Regions from separate parts of the Homo sapiens genome. Here region 1 is linked to region 2. A link is a loop called in an ENCODE intact Hi-C map of the cell type or tissue named here. Cell type or tissue: HepG2. All regions are shown on one strand. Each heading gives the region's core, and the rest is flanking DNA. Links, peaks and the distances in the headings are about the cores only. Region 1 overlaps LOC105369844 (a long non-coding RNA gene). Region 2 overlaps LOC105369844 (a long non-coding RNA gene).

What was found. Peaks named below come from ENCODE experiments on the same cell type or tissue, not always from the same donor. Only the 100,000 strongest peaks of a DNase experiment are listed, where the experiment ranks them.
Region 1: a loop joins it to region 2, with 2.1 times the contacts of the local background. A loop is called at or near these places in 4 of 110 quality-filtered maps.

The regions. Positions count from the first base shown.
Region 1 is chr12:75,763,135-75,772,406 of GRCh38, forward strand. All of the region lies in intron 1 of LOC105369844 (a long non-coding RNA gene), which reads right to left. Among named protein-coding and RNA genes, the nearest start is that of KRR1, 260 kb to the left of the region's middle. In HepG2, for the core only: no CTCF peak of the experiment used is centred there; a DNase peak (open chromatin) is centred at 3,757.
Region 2 is chr12:75,707,750-75,717,021 of GRCh38, forward strand. The region is part of intron 1 of LOC105369844 (a long non-coding RNA gene); the gene reads right to left. Among named protein-coding and RNA genes, the nearest start is that of KRR1, 200 kb to the left of the region's middle. RefSeq lists an enhancer at 3,495-3,996. In HepG2, for the core only: no CTCF peak of the experiment used is centred there; DNase peaks (open chromatin) are centred at 1,192, 2,798, 4,682 and 6,912.

The DNA of each region.
Region 1 (9,272 bases), core at 365-8,364, 55 kb after region 2:
TCCTCTGTTAGTTCTGCAAGAGGAAAATCTCATGGCACACCTTCAATATTTTATCTCTTGGATTAATTGTAACAATATAATAATATTTCCTTTTGTCATATTAATAAAAAACAAGAGCTTTGCTACAAAAGTTACTATTTAATGAAAATCCAGTGTAATAAATACAATATGTTTTTATTATCACCCAATTCCCTCAATCTCAAAATCAATATTAATTAAATATATAATAATAAATGGATTCATAATGGAGAATAAAAAAATGCAACCAGTTATGGCCAACTGTATAGTGTTTAATGGCTGAAATATATTACAAAATTACTGATCATTCAGCATAAATATTCAGCCAGAATCTTAGAGGGACAGAATAGTTTCTTCCTTGCAATGAGTTCCATTTTCCCTTTTAGATAAATGTATGTAGCTGGGATTACAGGTGCACGCCACCGTGCCCAGTTAAATTTTGTATTTTTAGTAGAGATGGGGTTTCATTATGTTGGCCAGGCTGGTCTCAAACTCCTGACCTCAGGTGATCCACTAACCTCAGCCTCCCAAAGTGCTGGGATTACAGGCCTGAGCCACTGCGCCTGGCCTCAGGTAGTCTGTTTTACAGAGGAAATACAGAGTGTCAGACAATCCAGTAAGTTAGCTCATTAATTGAAGTCAGTTACAAGAAATACTAGCAACATAATCAGCAGATTTCACTTTCCTAGCTGACTTCCCTCAAGTTCAATGTGGTATTTGGTTTTGTTTTAGAATATAACTTCTTTTCTAAGACTTCTGATTTCCCCCATATACAAATCCATTAAATTTATGATGCAAAGAAAATATACAAGCAATATAAAATTACCTGTGAGATAATAGTTATTTTTTGTAAATATGTGTCCATGATCTAAAACTGTTTTGTGTGAGACTTGTTCAATAGTAACTTTGGTCCCTTGATATAGAGCAGGGGTCAGCTGCCTATTTTTGTAAGCCTAGTTCTGGAAATCAATAACACTCTCTAGACGTCTTGTTAATAATCCCTCCTTAGATCACTTAAAATCTCTGCTAGGGAGGATACATGAAAGGTTGGCCCAGAGTTTGGCTGTGGACTCAATAGGAAGTTGAAATGCAGCCCGTAATAAAGGTGAGACAATGAAAAGAAGGTGGGCTTAGGAGAAATCCAGCTCTGGGGAGGAATGCGGGTCCAGAAATGGATTTTGTTCTTACTTCCCTTTTGTGTCGTGTTTATGCCAAGCCACAGATCTTTTTAATGCAAAAGCAGTTATTTCAGGCTGAAGTCTGATCTTTCAGCAGGAGAGTTTCTAGGCAGTTTCTTTCACATTATTCAAACTGCTTCTGCTAATTGATTGCCTTTTGTTTAGAGTCCAAAATGGAACATTATACTTTTCATCAATTTTCTCAGCAGTCTGCAAATGTACTATTTATTGTGTGTAAAGTTCTACTTAAATAACATTCAATCATCTTTCCGACAAATTTCAGTGAGCAATGTTCCTGGAGATGCTTAACAACCTGTAAAGCCTATTCATTGTGTGAAGTGCCTCTAATGATAAATAGCCAATATAGGAACTCTTTAGGCTTATAATTTCTTTAGATGAATTTTCTTGACAGTGTTGAACAATGAATACCACTGTTTGCAAATGAGTATGTCATACATTCCCACCAGCTATTCTTAAAGCTGCCCTTTTTTGGGGCAATTGCATAGTGGTGTTTTGGGGAGGGAGGTGAGGAGCATAAAAACTTCATAAAACATATGTATCACTGTTGTTTTAATATATTTTTATTTCTATTCAAAAGGCACTTCACCTGAAGCAGTGGCTTCATCGAAAGCTGGTATTAGTAATTTTTATTCAAAGCTTCCCCAAATAAGCAGAGTCTATAAATGAAATTGTCTGTTATTCACAACCTGATCGTTGCCACTCTGCTTAAATAAAAACCTTCACAGCTTAAATCAAAACCTTCACACAGATTATGTAATTCTATAAAACAGTTGAAGATCATTAAATTGGTCCAATTTCTTTTTTGTTTTATATTTATATGAATTAAGGACAAAAAAATGCATCTATTGAATACTTACTATATCAGGCACTGTCATCACCAGGTATACAAAGATAAATAAGATTGCTGTCCCAAGACAATTTGGCCATTCATAGGTGTCGGGTTCTCTTGGCAGCCTCTACTAAACCTTTAACCCAGAGGTAAAGGAGAGCTATTGGTGCCCTCTCACACAACCTCACTACTGTTTGTATATTACAATAAAAGCAAGTCTCAGACCAAATTCTGCCAAGCATGCATTTATTAGCATGGATGTGAAACAATCAAATACATGCACTGTCATACAATCTGTCCCTGCAGGCTCAGTGAAGTCCTAGCTTCTGTTTTTAGTCACTCAGGACAGCACCTTGCATGAAGGGTGTTCTGGTGGCAGAGGGGCCTATGTTCCAGCAGCAGGTTTCAGCTAACCATCTAATCTAGATTGCTCCTGTTAAGTGGGGTGAACACAAGATTGCTGGGTTTGCCAGGTTCTCATAACCCATTCATAGAAGACAGAGGTGTTTGTACTATCTTTCCGGGCAGTATAATTATCCTGAATGCCATCCATTTCACCTATGAAAAAATACTTCTATTATCCCTTGATCTCAATTTAGATAGTATTTCCAAGTGATTAGGTTATAATAACTCTCCTAGAATGTAGACTATAGGAGCTTGGAAATGCCACTTCATCACTTTTTGAGATTGTACCTATTTAGGATACTTTATCAACCTGCCAGTAGGATGTAGAGTTTGTCACTAACTGACACACATACATATCATATCATCTATGAAGAAGTATTTCAAATAAATTACAGGCGGTAGAACATGAGTTTCTCAGCACCACAATACTTACATGCACAAAAATCTAATTGAGTACAGAGAAGGGAAGGATATACTCAGCCTGGGGTGTTAGGGAAGCTTCACAAAGTAGGTTATATTTGAATGGAGTCTTGAAGTTTACCAGGGAGAAAAGGGAGTTGGGCATAAAGGAATCCCAGGCTGAAAGAACAGCTTGTATAAAAGCAGGAAGACAAAAGACAATCATGTGTGATCATGCATGTAGTGTAAGAAATCCAGGGCAGCTGAAACATGAAATGAGCAAGGAGGTAAGGGGAAAAGTGAATGACAGAACATGAGGTTCTACAAACAGCAGATAGCTTGGACTGCCTTTGATTTCTTCCTTTCCTTTTCTTTCCATCATCACCATAGCATGAGATAGTGGAGAGAATGGAGTACTCTCAGTTAGAATTTGTCACTTCTTGGTCATCCAGACTTGGGAAAGTGATCTGCTGGTACTCATTCACTAAAATGTTGATTCACAGACCTAGCTAATCACTGAATCAAAATACAGTTTCCCAAGCCCCATCCCACACCTCCCAAATCAGGCTCTCTGGAGGTGGCTCCTGTAATCTGTTCTTTTTAAATTCCTAATTTGCGAATCGCTGTCTTAAGTGCAGGAATTCGCCTTTGTTAAAAATCCTGTAAGTGGTTGTTATTTCTTTTGGCCTATTTCTTCCAAGAAGAAAAAGGAGAGAGAAGCAACCTGAAGAGTCTGAAATAGTTAAAACATAAAATCTTTAAAATCCTTTGGCCAAGTTGTGGCATTTGTAGGGGGAGGGAAAGATTATCCAAAGGTAAAAGACTTTTCTCCCTTTGAAGCTATATTGGTGTGATGTGAATCAAACCATTCATGCAGAGAACAAAAGCACTTTTGACTTCAGCAGCCAGTTAAGATGGTAACTTAAATAAACAGGGAGGAAAAGAGATATGACAAAAGGTCAACTTAGTCATAGCTTCTTGAGCTTCAACTGAAGCAGTGCCCAAGGCTGAACAGCTGAATTGAGTTGGCAATTATTCACCCTTCCAGAGGTTCCCAACCTGAAGTCACCAGACCTGTGAAGCCAAGTCAGAGGGAGGTCAGGAAACTATTTTCAATATTTCAAAATTTCTACTGGATTGCTTCTCAAAGTGTTGTTCAAGGAACAGTGAGGTCTAAACCACCTGAATGATAAGGACAACACTTGTTAAAAAATGAAGATTCCCACCCCAACAGATCATATTTTAGATTATTGGGTGTGGAAACTGGATATCTGTATTTCTTTATTTTTTAAAATTATTTATTTATTTATTTATTTATTTTTTGAGACAGACTCTCACTCTGTCACCCAGGTTGGAGTACAGTGGTACCATCTCGGCTCACTGCAACCTCCATCTCCCAGGTTCAAGTGATTCCCCTACCTCAGCCTCCTGAGTAGCTGGGATGCACCACCACGCCTGGCTAATTTTTGTATTTTTAGTAGAGACGGGATTTTGCCATGTTGGCCAGGCTGGTCTCGAACTCCTGATCTCAAGTGATCTGCCCGCCTTAGCCTCCCAAAGTGCTGAGATTACAGGTGTGAGCCACCGTGCCTGGCCCAGATCTGTATTTCTTTTTAAACACTAGAAGATTATGAAAGAACTAGTTTGTGATAAGGCTAAGAAAAATATATCTAACTAGCACCCCAATTTCCTCTTCTTTGGCTGAAACTACCAAATCATTATGGAGATTCTTTCCTATGAAGGAGTAAAAGACATACTATACCCAAATATGCCATATTGATTATTTCAAGCTGAAAACACTGGAAAATTGTAGTTTCAAGAAAAGGCTGACCTGTCTTTTCCTGTCAGGTGCAAGCCATAAAGATTTCTTTGAGACAGGTGCCTTCCCACTACCAGGACAAAAGAATAGTTCTTAACATTGGAGCCAGACTTGGCACTGCAACAGGACTGAATTAATTAACTCTGCCACTAGCTTTACACTCCATGTATATACCTCCTAGTGACTCCTCTAGAATTTACTACCCCAGGCAGATTTCTTTGTCCTGTCATTTCTTCACAAATTTATTTTTGTCTAAAAATTATAAAAGCTTTGGCCATTTCTTGGGACTTCACACTCTGGTGGAGATGCCCCCACACTCAGGTAAAACATGCATGCTTTTCTCTTGCTAATTTGCCTCGTGTCAGTTTGGCTCCCAGACCCAGCCAAAGAGCCCATAGAAGAGTAAAGGTGCAGTGAAGGGTATCCCTACCTCCCCTACACTTAGCTCATGCTAATCAGTATTCCTAACAATCCCATATAGGTCTTCGATTAATAAAAGTGGAGAAATAAGTTATTGAGTGATAAATACCATCTACTTAGTAGAGTAAAAGCTATCAAAACATGGGTCAACGGAGAAACTTTTAAAGGAATTCTTGATAGTGAAAATTTAAAATGACTTACCTTTGACTGTTCTCCTCCTCCCTTCTCTGCTGAATACATTTTGTCTAGAATCTTCAGAGTAGAAAAATACACATGAAAACAATTTTCCCCCCGTTCCTCTCTCAACATTCCTTCCCTTATCCCTCCTCTCCACATGTCCCCCTTTTTTCAAATGGGATGGCTATTCCACTATTCCAGTTGGCATTGGGTCTGGTGCCCTGTGAGGGAGCCTACATTTCTGAAATACTTCTCTGGGAAATAAAACACCAGTAACCTACCACTACTTGATATAACAGGTATTTCCAGAGCCAGCTTTGTTAAGGATTTGCTGCATGGTTCATGGGTGTTTTCTCCTAATGTCAATTATCAGTAAAAATCACTTTCAGGAGTTCTGACTTAAACAGTTACCAGAGAGAAAGAGAGAACACTAAAATGTAATCTAATATCATTTTAATAACCATAGAGTCATATGATTCTAAGAATATAAAGATAATATAAAACACAGGATTTCATCAAGTTCAACAGTCTTTAAAAATCAATGGAAGAGATATGTTTAGAGCCAAGGAAGTACAAAACTAATCAAACAATGTAAGGATTGTAGATTCCCCTGAGTAGAAAATCAAAGATCTTGACTATGAAACCACCACCTCCCCTGCAGTTATGAATTCATTGGCATAACAATTATAACAGGGTTCTATCAAGGTTGCCCAAAAGAATTCTTCTGATTATGCAACCTTAAGTTAATAGCAAAATTACATGGAAAGGCATTTCCAATTGGCTTGAGCCAAATTGCTTAAAAACAACCATTAGGTTCTTTTTTGGTAGATAACAATAGCAGTCAGCTGCTCACCTACACCTCACCGCTGTGTTAATATGAAAACTCAAACCAAATTCTGCCATACGCACCGATTACGTTTAGAGATAAGAGTAAAAAGCTAGCATGAATTGTGTGCTCTTTACTGAAGGTGGAGATTGTCTCAAATGTTTTAGCCAAATCATATCTCTTTAATAGCACTAATTCCATGCATGAGAGCATACTTCTATGATCTATTATGCTAACATAATACTTGAAAATACTTCTATTATTCATTATGCTAATTAGACAAATGCGTAGTGTTGATCGAACGTAAAGATAGCTAAAGCCTTGCAGAAGCCTCCTGTGGAATGCAAACTTTCTGAGCAAATGTGAGTTGACAACCATGGGAATGTGAATTTCTGATCAGGGCTACTGACTACCCCTAGATTTTAGCCTAAATTACACACACAACCATGTACATTTATAGCTCAAAAGAGACTGTGGGGAATGAGGTGATCATTTTTTAATACTGATAAGTATATGTTAACTTTGGGAGTATTTAAAATTAAGTACAGCTGGGTGCGGTGGCTCACACCTGTAATCCCAGCACTTTGGGAGGCCGAGGCGGGCGGATCATGAGGTCAGGAGTTTGAGACCAGCCTGGCCAATATGGTGAAACCCAATCTCTACTAAAAAAAAAAAAAAAAAAACACAAAAATTAGCTGGGCATGGTGGCTCACGCCTGTAGTCCTAGCTACTTGGTAGGCTAAGGCAGGAGAATCGCTTGAACCAGGGAGGCGGAGGTTGCATTGAGGCGAGATCGTGCCATTGCATTGCATTCCAGCCTGAGCGACAGAGTGAGATGTCATCTCAAAAAATAAATAAAATAAAATAAAATAAAGTATAAAATTGTACATCAAAACAAAAATACATTATTGTGTGGAGAAAGCTGTGCATATTTGAAATTTTTTCTTCTTGTAATGTTTAATAAAATTTATCCTAGTAGAATAATAGCTCAGCTTGTTTATCTCAATTTGAAATATGTGCTTGAGAAATTGATTCAGATTTATGAATTGAGTCAAAATCTTCCTAAATTTATATACAGTAATAGAACTCTTAAGCAGACCCAAGTTTCTCAATATTTATAAATGTACTTCTTAGATTCATAACAAGTGTTAAAGTATACAGAAAACTCTGATAGCCAGTTAAAGTTTTTTAGAAGGTTTCAAATCAATAAAATGTAGAGGCTGGGCGTGGTGGCTTACATCTGTAAACTCGGCGCTTTGGAAGGTTGAAGGGGAGAATCACTTGTGCACAGGAGTTGGAGACCAGCCTGGGCAACATGGCAAAATCCTATCTTCACAAAAAAATTTTAAAAAATGAGCCAGGCATGGTGGCACATGCCTGTTGTGCCAGCTACTCAGAAGGCTGAGGCAAGAGGATCACTTTAAACCCAGGAGGTCAAGGTGGCAGTGAACCATGATCATGCCACTGCATTCCAACCTGGGCAACAGAGCAAGACCCTGTCTCAAAAAATAAAATAAAATAAAGAAACATAATTTAAAATGTTTAAAGGCATTTAAATAACCAGATTTTAAATGGGACTAAGTATCATTCAAAAAACCCATCAAAGTAGTTGTTAAAATGCACCAGACATGTAAAACACAATAAAATTTTTGGACTGAGTTAAAAGCCGGTAGAACTAGATGTTTTTAATTATAATTCTGTTAAATTGAATTTTTTTTTTTTAAGATGGAGTTTCGCTCTTGTTGCCCAGGCTGGGGTGCAATGGTGCAATCTTGGCTCACTGCAACCTCCACTCCCAGGTTCAAGTGATTCTCCTGTCTCAGCATCCCAGGTAGCTGTGATTACAGGCATGTGCCACCATACCAGCTAATTTTTGTATTTTTAGTAGAGATGGTGTTTTACCGTGTTGGCCAGGCTAGTCTCAAACTCCTGACCTCAGGTGATCCATTTGCCTCAGCCTCCCAAAGTGCTGAGATGACAGGCATGAGTCATCACGCCTGGCCTGAATATTAATTTCTATGACCAAAGAAAACCTCTGAGTAGCTTTTCCTATACACATAACTCACCTTCAGGGCACTAACTAAAAATTTCATTATTAACATCATTAAACAAAATCTCTTTGTCAATAGGGATGACTGAGGCTTGCAGCATTTCTCATTTAGTGTAACACCTCCTTTGGGGTCAACAACAACAAAAAGAGTCAACGAACTCCATTCCCAGGCCCCCACTGTGAGTCAGGATGTCAGAATCAGCGTTTTGGGACTAGGACTGGGTTGTAGAAGTCATTTAATCTAATCTGTGGATGAAGAGACAAACTGAGAGCCTAGAAGGTTAACTTGTCCAGCATCCCCTGCAAACAAATCAGTAGTGGAGCCAGAGTTAAATACAGGTCTCAGGACTCCCAGCTCAGTGTTCTTTTCAATATTAATGAATATTTCTTAAGTTATACTAACCAGGCACTTTTTCTAGACTCTGGGGTTATAACAGTAATAAAGACAAAATCTTTAACTTCTTAGAGGGTGGAAGTAGATGATAAACACATATATAGTTTTTGTGAGGTTGTTGTTGTATTTTTGTTGTTGTTGTTTTTTGAGATGGAGTCTTGCTCTGTCGCCCAGGCTGGAGTGCAGTGGTGCGATCTTGGCTCACTGCAAGCTCCACCTCCGGGGTTCACGCCATTCTCCTGCCTCAGCCACCCAAGTAGCTGGGACTACAGGCGCCCGCCACCACACCCGGCTGATTTTTTTTGTATTTTTAGTAGAGACAGGGTTTCACCGTGTTAGCCAGGATGATCTCAGTCTCCTAACCTTGTGATCCTCCTGCCTCGGCCTCCCAAAGTGCTGGGATTACAGGCACGAGCCACTGCTCCCGGCCTGATAAACACACATATAAAGGAGAAAGTGTGAGTTGGTGATAAATGCTTTAAAGAAAACAAGGTGTCACGACAGGGAGTGTGTGTCTCACAGGTGGGTGGGGGTTGGGATGTAAGACTTTTATTTAGGCTGACCAGGAGGAAAGTTATCGCTGCAGGACTGACCTTTGAACTGGAACTGAACGATGAGAGAAGGCTACCAGCGCTGGGTGTAAAGGAGAGGAAGAAAAAATCTTCCTTTTCTATCCTTCTAGGTTCTTGGCTAAGGCCCCTGTTACAATAGACAGATTAACAAGAGAGACGGCCGG
Region 2 (9,272 bases), core at 507-8,506:
TAGTCATGTTACCAAATGCACACTCAGTTCTCAACCTTCATTTACTTGACCTATCAATAGTATCTGGCATAGCTGATCATGGTCTCCTTCCTGAAACTTGTTCTTCATTTGGTTCTGGAATATCACACTCTCTTGGTTCTTCTACTTCCCTACCCTTTCTTATTGTCTCTTCATTCTTCTTCTTCTATGTAACCTCTAAATATTGAAGTGAATTTATAAGAACTCTAAGTAATTCATCAGCTTAAGGAAAAACAAAAAGAAAATGACTAATTATGTATAAATTGGATATATTGGGAAAAATATTTTTTAGCAGGGAGTCCTTTTAGTGGCTGTATCTGAAAACAAGGTCATGAATAGACTCTGCTCCCACAAACCTCTAGGAAAGCAGACTGTTCTTATAATCATGTGACTTTTGCAATTTGGAAAGCAGAATAAACTTCTCCCTGGAGGCCCTTTATCTTATTCAAATGTTAGAACTTAACCACAGGGTGGCCTTAAAATTTGGAAACATAGGCACATGTTTGCCATTTTCAAGTGACTAAATCATGTCGTTAGTTGATGGACTAGGAGAGGCGGTCCAGAGTGATGATTTAAGGCTGGTGCACTACCTCATTGCACCGCAGTGGCAGGGTTGGATATCTAGGGTGCACCTTTTTTTTTTTTTTTTGAGATGGAGTTTCACTCTTGTCACCCAGGCTGGAGTGGAATGGTACAATCTCGGCTCACTGCAACCTCTGCCTCCCGGGTTCAAGCAATTCTCCTGCATCCAAGCGATTCTCCTGCCTCAGCCTCCCGAGTAGCTGGAATTACAGGTGCCCACCACCATGCCCAGCTAATTTTCGTATTTTTAGTAGAGATAAGGTTTCACCATGTTGGCCAGGCATGTCTCAAACTCCTGACCTCAGGTGGTCTGCCCGCCTCAGCCTCCCAAAGTGCTGGGATTACAGGTGTGAGCCACTGCGCCCGGCCACATTTTTATTGTAGTTTTGCACAGCACATGGAACTACATATTGTGGATGAGGCTAACACAGTGAACACTGTATTAAAAGAGAATATCCAGAAACTACTTATGTGCATTTTCCTAAGCTTGGAGATTTTATAAGCACCCTGTAGAATCCTCTTCCACTGAGCAATGCAAGTAAATGTGTCATGACCTACTCTGGCCTTCCAGCTCAAAAAGCTTATTGACAATATGAGAAGTCCTTGACTCCTGAAAAACAAAGGGATTTTTGACCTCTATAAAACTGCCCAGAATAAACAAGGAAATTGATATCTGTGTAGTCCTTGCTGAACACTATACATAATACTAGAAACTTATACACATTTACTCCATTAACCCTTATAAATTCACAATGCAGAGATGGTGCTTAATCATCATTATCACCATATGGAGTGGGTACTAACTAACGTTTTTAGGCTCCAAGAGGTTAAGGAACTAAGATTTAAACTCATTTCTTCTGCTTCTATCTCTTCTCCATGCCACAGCTTTTGTTCCATTTTTACAAATGTGTAAACAGCGGCTCTAAGTGATTGAAATTTTTACCTGAAATTATATGGCCAATATATGGCAAAGCTGAAATTCAAACCTGAGCCTTTTTGACTTTGGAGTACCATGTTTTTTCATCTATAGCAAAATTATTATGCATCTTTTTAAAGGCAGGGGCAAAGAGGGAAGATAGAGGAAAGTCAGGAGGAAATTCTGGGTCTGTGTCTTTATGCTGGACAAGGATGAGCTTGATGTGTTAAAGAAAATAGCAGATTTCAGAACATTCATTATTTTGTTTTTCTACAGCCTTGAGTAGCTGAGTTGGAATCATCCCAGAATTAGGACCAAATTAAAGTTGAAATCACTGCACAGTTATTTCAATGGACAGGAGCACAGTGCTAATGAGGTCAGGGTCAGGACTCCAGACTGCCCGACTTTTCTCTGTTCTAGCGCCAAAATGCAGAGTTCCCCCTACACAGCCAACTCAGAAACTCACCCTGTTGGTCACAGGCAGGACCCACTAAGACAGCACAAGTCAGCACACTTGTTATTGCTGCCAGAAAAACAAGGTCCAAGCTTATGCCCTATGGCTGGTGGGTGAGAGCCACTAGCTTCATATTCCATTCAAAAGAGAGCCTTTTATATTGGCAGAGTAACAAACAACATGAACTTCATCTGTGGATTCTATCAGATGCAAAGTTGCTAGAATGGTTAATAAAACATCAGAGCTCATGAAGAAAACATAATTCTCTGTGCTGCCCCTGCAGGGATTCTAATCCTCTTTGTGCCCATTCTATTCCTGTAGGTGCACAGAGTTCCCTGCAAAGTGAACTTGATCCAGCTTGAGATACACAACAGAAGATGTAGGCCACCCAACCATAATATACAGCAGCACTAAAAAAAAAAAAAATGATTAGTATTTACTTCAAAAATATTGAGTTCAGAACAAATTGCATAAGATTTTGAATTTTTTTAAGTGACAGGTTACTTCAGAGAAGGACTTTTGAAAAAAGAAAAAGGAGCCAAGTCTTTAGATCTAGTAGAATGTCTATTAAATTGGAAATGTCTGTTTTCTTTTTAGTTTTCCCATTAATGAAAAGAGGTCAAGAGAACAATGTCTTCATAGAATGGAGGGTACAGCAGGGCATTAGCTTTTATTTTCATATGTTAATAAAAATCAGAATTGATATTTTTCAGAAAATTACAACAAAACAATGCAGCAAATATACAAAACTGTTTTCCTGTTAGGAAGTGGAGCTAGCAAAGTAATGCATCTCTTTTGCAAGATTTCAGTTGGGGAACAAAAGCAGCTCTGTTTGCAGTTTATTTCCAGGTGATTGTAATTATACTGACTCAGTCTTTTGCCCTAGAAGAGGGCTGAAAATCTCTGAAAGAGACGACTGGCCTTCTAAGATTTTCTGACAATGGGTACAAGAAGAGTTCTGGGTTCTTTTTCACACTCAGGTTATATGAGGCCAGTGTCTTTAAACTAAAAAAAAAAAATAACAACTATTAGTTACCTGCACTGGAAATTACTGTTGAAGCTCTTAGGTTCTATAGCCTAAAACATACAGCCCTTACTTCCTGCCTTTCCTGCTTAACACATATATTATATTTGCACATGTACATTTATAGCCAACAGTTGATCTCCAAGGAGCTTGGTTGTCTAGTTAAGCATTCCCAATACTGATTGGACCGCACATCCTAACTTCCTGTCTTTGGCCCATCTTCCACTGTGGCATGGTTGTTCTAGCTATATTTTTCTACCTTGAGTTGCTGCCCAAGCAATGATAACTACTAATGCTGAAAAGAGTCATTGATTTCCTGTATATCCACAAGAATAGCTCTTGCCTACACAAAGGGAAGAAGGCACTAAGAAAGAAGGCACTAAGAATCTCTGATGGGCCAATAGTTCAGTCTAGCAATGGTGTGAATGTCCCAAAGTACATGAGACGTGTCTGTAGACATTAAGCACTGAGTTCAGTGAATTAGTCCCCTACTTACTAAAGAAACACACCCTGATTTAGGGATTGGCAAATGTATACCTGCTAAATATTTCCTCACTCAGATACTCTCTGCTGCCTAGAGGTCAGTTTGACAAATTTATTTGTGTATCGTGTGCATTTGACTCCTTACTCAAGGCTCACTGTCTGGGCCCACAGATTAATTACAGAGAAGCAAGTGATGGAACCAGTCAGGACCATAGTCTGTTGTTTTAATGTGAAAAGGGCAACCCCTCCTCCTGGAATGTGGAAACTGAAGTTCGCCCCATCACTAATTGAATCAAGCCAACCACTAGAGCTGAATTACCTGCTTACTAGAAAGCCTGGCTCTTCTAACTATGTGGAGAGGGAAAAGGAACCTGCTGTAACATCTCTGACCCAGTCTTATTTCACTGGGGAATAAGAAAGGTATTATTTGCAAAACTAAATGTTTAGAAGCTCGCTTTGAAATCAGTTAGGGAGTCTGGGTGCTGATGCATGCTCTGTTCAGAAGGAAAAACTAAGCAGGATGGACTGGAGGCCAAGCACTTCCTACCTATTTTTCCAAATGCCCTACTTTCTCACTCTGATTGTCCACCAAACCCCCCCGTTTCTTTTGTCTAGTCAACAAAAATAGAACTCAATGCCAAGATTAATGCCAGAAAAATAAAACTGGGAACAAAGGGAAGATAAAAGTTGGATTGTAGAACTTACATATTTGCCTACATATTCCACCCCCTCAATACTACAGTTATTTGTGTGTTGTAATAATATACCAGCTTCTCAAAATAGTTACTGTTATAAGTAGATAAATGTCATAAATTAGCCAGGTAATATGCAATTGGTTTTATTTTTAACACCAATAGACTTTGGCCAAAATTAATTAATGGGTTATTAATATCTCAGAGATTTTTCTTTAAATACATCAAGACAGCTTGCTAGATAATGATCAAAGCGGATACATTTATTGTGTGGGCTATTCCTTTGTATAAAGGACTAATAGGAAAGGCCAGAGAATTTCAAGTCACAATTCAATTCTAACTTTTGCTTAATTTATCTTTAGAGTTTGTGGTTAACTTCCCTTACAGTTTCAGCCTTTCTCTATGAGGATTTAACTGGAACCCTGTAATTTCTTTGTACTGTCATTTGTATTTCCTGTCTCAATAGCCTCACCTTGAAACTGGGCAAGTTCCCAAAGACATCATAAGTCAAAGTCAAGTTGAACTACTTTTCAAAGGCTTTTTTGGTGCCCTTTTCTAACCAGGGAACTTTTATTTACCTTGACTCATGGTTCCAGGAGCTTAGAAAAACCTTTGCTGCTGATTCTGCTAATACTCAATAACTCCTTTTCAAATTGCCTAAATGTTAAGTAAATGCCATCTATAATTAACTGAAAATTATCAAATGCCATATTTGTAGCACTTGATGCCTTTTTGACTTTTTTTAAGTTGATTTACAATGGCAAACAAAAAAAAAAAGCAGTACTTTTTTCTTTTTTAAAAAAAATCTGTAATATGCCACAGTTATCTGGCATAATTATGATATGAGTTACTCCAGTGATAGTTTCCTGATTTAGCAAGTTGACCACCTGAAGCTTCAAGAACTATAACAGGAAGAAATATGCAGAAGATTCTGGAGTCCATCTTTTCTACTTATTTGTTGAGTAACCCTCACCCCTTTAAGCTTTAGTTTTGGCATCTATAAAATAGAATCCACTTTGTGAACTATGAAAAACACCTGGCTCATAATAAACATGGATTACAAAATCATGTTATTATTACAGAGTTGTGTTCTACCTCTCCCACCAGATACTGGCCAGCCTTTAGAGTAGAAAACGCCTCATGCCTGTTGCTATAAGGACTGGTGAAGGAGCTGCCAGGCAGAAGCACTGCCGGTCATCTTTGCCTTTTTCATTGCTTGTTCCACTCTTCCACCATCAGTGGCCTTCTGCTCGCCATCCAGCGGCCTCTACCCTACCATCCTCAAAGCTTCTATTTTCCACTGGTTCTTTTTCCCCTTTTCTTCTTTCTTTTGCTTCTTTTTCCTGTTTTCCTTGGCTTCTTTGCATATACACATCACCAATTAGCATATCCTTTACCACCTTTTCCTTTTAATCAGAGAACTGACATTGGTTTTCAGTTCTTAAAAGCTTTCTTTCACCCCAGAACTTAAAGCATAATAAATAATAATTAAAGCATAATAAAAATAATTAAAGCATAATAAAGTAATTTAAAAATAATTAATTAAACAATAATTAAAGCATAATAAAGCATACTAATAAAATAGATTTAAAATTTTTAAAAAAAGAAAAGAGAAGCTTTTTAGCTTTCTTTCTACCACAATCACTCTTATCTCTCTTTCTATTCAGAACACTTGAGGGTGAAAGTAGACTTGATCACTACTTGCCTGAGGTTTTGCTATGTCTAATGCCAAAAGTCATAATCAAAGTCAGCTACTCATTTCTATCTTTTCCGCTTATTCTTCAACTCCATCTATCACATAACTGCTAAAAACATCAACAACTCTTTTGTGTATTAATGATGATTGCTACGTTCACTGAATGTTGAGGAGGTGCCAGTATCAAGCTGAGCATTTTAATTGTAATATTTCGTTTACTTTTCACCACAATCCCAGGAGATAATAATAATGGTGTTGGTGGAGGGGATGGTGATGATAACTCCCATTTCATAGAAAAATAATCTAAGGCTCATAGAGGTTATCCAGCTATTAAGTGATTAGGGGACAATAACTAATAAATCTTGCTTAAGAGTCTTAGCCCTTAACTCCATACTCTATACTTTTTCTTATAAATTTGTTAGTAAGAAGTCCTCTGGGCTGATTAAACTTTGAATCAAAGAATTCTCAACTGAGATCTCCTGTTTAAGAAAAACTTACAGTAACCATCTGAGAAAATGTGTATAAAAGTAAATAAAATCTGCCTTTCCCTTCCTATTGAACTCTGTCATCCATCTCCAGTTTAGAGACAACCACAAAAATCCAAGTAGGAGTTTATTTTAAAGATCCCACCTGTGGGTCACAAACCCCTGCGGCACTCTTGATTTACTGCAAAGAGTTCCCAAATCCATATGTACACCAAGCAGAGTACAAGTCTGTTTTCCAAGTAACTAAATAGAGGCTGTTGAGAGGAATAGTAGTACAAATGAATTTTTTAAATTTACTGATTTTATAATCATTTCATCACTTGTAATCATTTTCATTTCCTCTATCAAGGGATGACTAAAGTAAGTCAATTATCATATGAATACATGATAACTTATCTTAAAAGTATTTACACTCAGAAAATAGGTATCTAGATGTGATTAGATATGAGGCTTCCTTTGTTATTTTGAAAGGCAGAGTTGCCCAAGCAGCCTGAATTTATGTTGAGATCTCTACATTCTAACTTCAACTCATGCTTTGTGTGAATGGTATAGGTTAGTGGTAAAGAATGCTGGTGCTGAATCATAGCTCTGATACTGATGAACTGTGTGACCTTTGGCAATTTACTTAACTCCTCTGTTGTTTAGATCCCTCTTCTGTATGGGGAAAGTAATAACATCTACCTTTTATACATATTTTAAAAGGTTTTAAACATGACGTCCTTAGAATAGTCCCTGGCACAGAATAAGCTTTCAGTCAATGTTGGGTTTTTGTCTGGTGCTCTTAGTATTAATAGAAGCAAATCCAATCATTTGAAGGAATCACGGTCTGAATGGCAGGGTTACTCCCACTTTGGTTATGAGAAGAATGGTAGATTTAATCTAGCCCTGCCCCCTCCTTCCTTGGTGCTCCTAATTCCTCTTACTTGATTTCACATTTTTTTTCTTTTTTCATAACATTCACACTGTAATGTACTACATAATTTATTTATTGCTTATTAAGTACTCTGTACCCACCCCCTACCCCAGGTAGAACATAAGCTGTACAAGGGCAGAAATATCTGTTTTGTCCACTACTATATTCCAGACACAAAGAGCAGTGCATAGCACAGAGTAATTGCTCAATAAGTATTGGCTAAGAATGAATATAAGGATAATTTGTCAAATATCTTTCTCAAAATTTCCTACATATTTCATTTTTCTCCAGCCTTTTCACTGCCCTTTCAAGTCTGTTCTTCAATGAACAAGAAAAATAATATCAGGACTAATATTTTGGGGGCACTTCCTGAATTCCATGTAATGTACCCAGCATGAAAAACACGTCATCTCACTTAATCCTATGAAAACAGTTGAGCTTTAAACAACGCGGGTTTGAACTTGCAGGTCCACTTATAAATAGATCTTTTTCTGCCTCTACCACCCTTGAGACAGCAAGACCAACCCCTCCTTCTCCTCCTCTTTAGCCCACTCAACCTGAAAACAATGACGATAAAGACCTTTATGATGATCCACTTCCACTTAATAAATACTAAATTTTTTTTCTTTCTTATGATTTTCTTAATAACTTTTTTCTCTAGCTTACTTTATTGTAAGAATACAGTATATAATACATATAACGTACAAATAACGTGTTAATCTATGGTTCTCTGGGACAAACTGCTCATGTTATTAGCAAAGCTTCCGGTCAACAATAGGCTATTGATAGTTAAGCTTTTGGGGAGTCAAAGTGATACGTGGATTTCCAACTGCACAAGGGTCTGCGCCTTTAACCCCCTAGTTCAAGGGTCAAATATGAGTACAATTGTTCTCTTCATCTTACAGAGGCTAAGAGAGGTTAAGGCACTTGTCCAAGGTCACACAGATAGTTTAAGTAGGAAAGCAGGTTAGAGCCCCCAGTTAGTCGTACTGTGGCATCTGAGCTCTCCAAGTATGACTCTGGGCCTGGCACAGTGGCCCTTCCATGGAAGATGGAACCTGAGTCCTAAGGTTAGGACCCAGTCCCAGAGGAGATGCTTTATCTGCACACACTGAGAACAGAATCCCCAGAGTCAGTGAAGTGAAACTGAGGCTGTCTATGTTTGCCAGCATGCTAACATGAATTTTACGGTAACAATGTTTCTATCTTCCAGTTCATTGCATTTACTCTGCCATCATGAATAACCTATCCCAGTGCATGCTAATCTAACAGCCTAACCACAGAGTAATGATAAAATGAAATCCTGCCACATATGAGGCCCTGAATTTTTAGCAGCATTTACCACTCGATATTAATTAACCTAAATGATCCATGAAGATTTGGCTTTGCAAGAAGTTTGACTATCTGTGGCTGCAAGGTTCTGTAAGATTATGTGTCTGAACGATTGGGATAATTAATTCCACTAGTCATGAAGGAGAAGCTCATGGGATTTGGAAATGAGATGTGGGATTTAAGCATGTCCCAGTTTCTGTGGCAACTGTGGCTTCAGTGACAACCAGTCAGGGCACGGAGTTACTGAACTGCCATCACCCTTGTCTAGCCTTGGGCACTTCCAGATCACTCTAAGCAGAATCATTATTATATCTGAGAATATACTCATTTTACAGGCCTGTGTAGGATTCAACAACACAAGGTGGCATGTATTAGAGTGGTATCCTAGAGCTCCCAGGCAAGGAGATTACTTAAACAAATATTCCAGAGAGGAAGTGATGGAATTGAAGTTGTGTGGCAAATATTGAGATGCTTAATGAGCACAACTGTCCCATAGAGACTCAGACACAGCTAGGCTGCGTCTCTCTAATCATTTATGGCATGATAGTGGTGCAATTACAGAGAGGGAATCCCATCCCCACCGTTGCTACTCAGCAGGCAGGGGAGCCTTGATGAGACTGAACTGAATGAGAGTTCTCCCTATCATTATCTTTCCATTCCCTCCTTTAATCCAACTG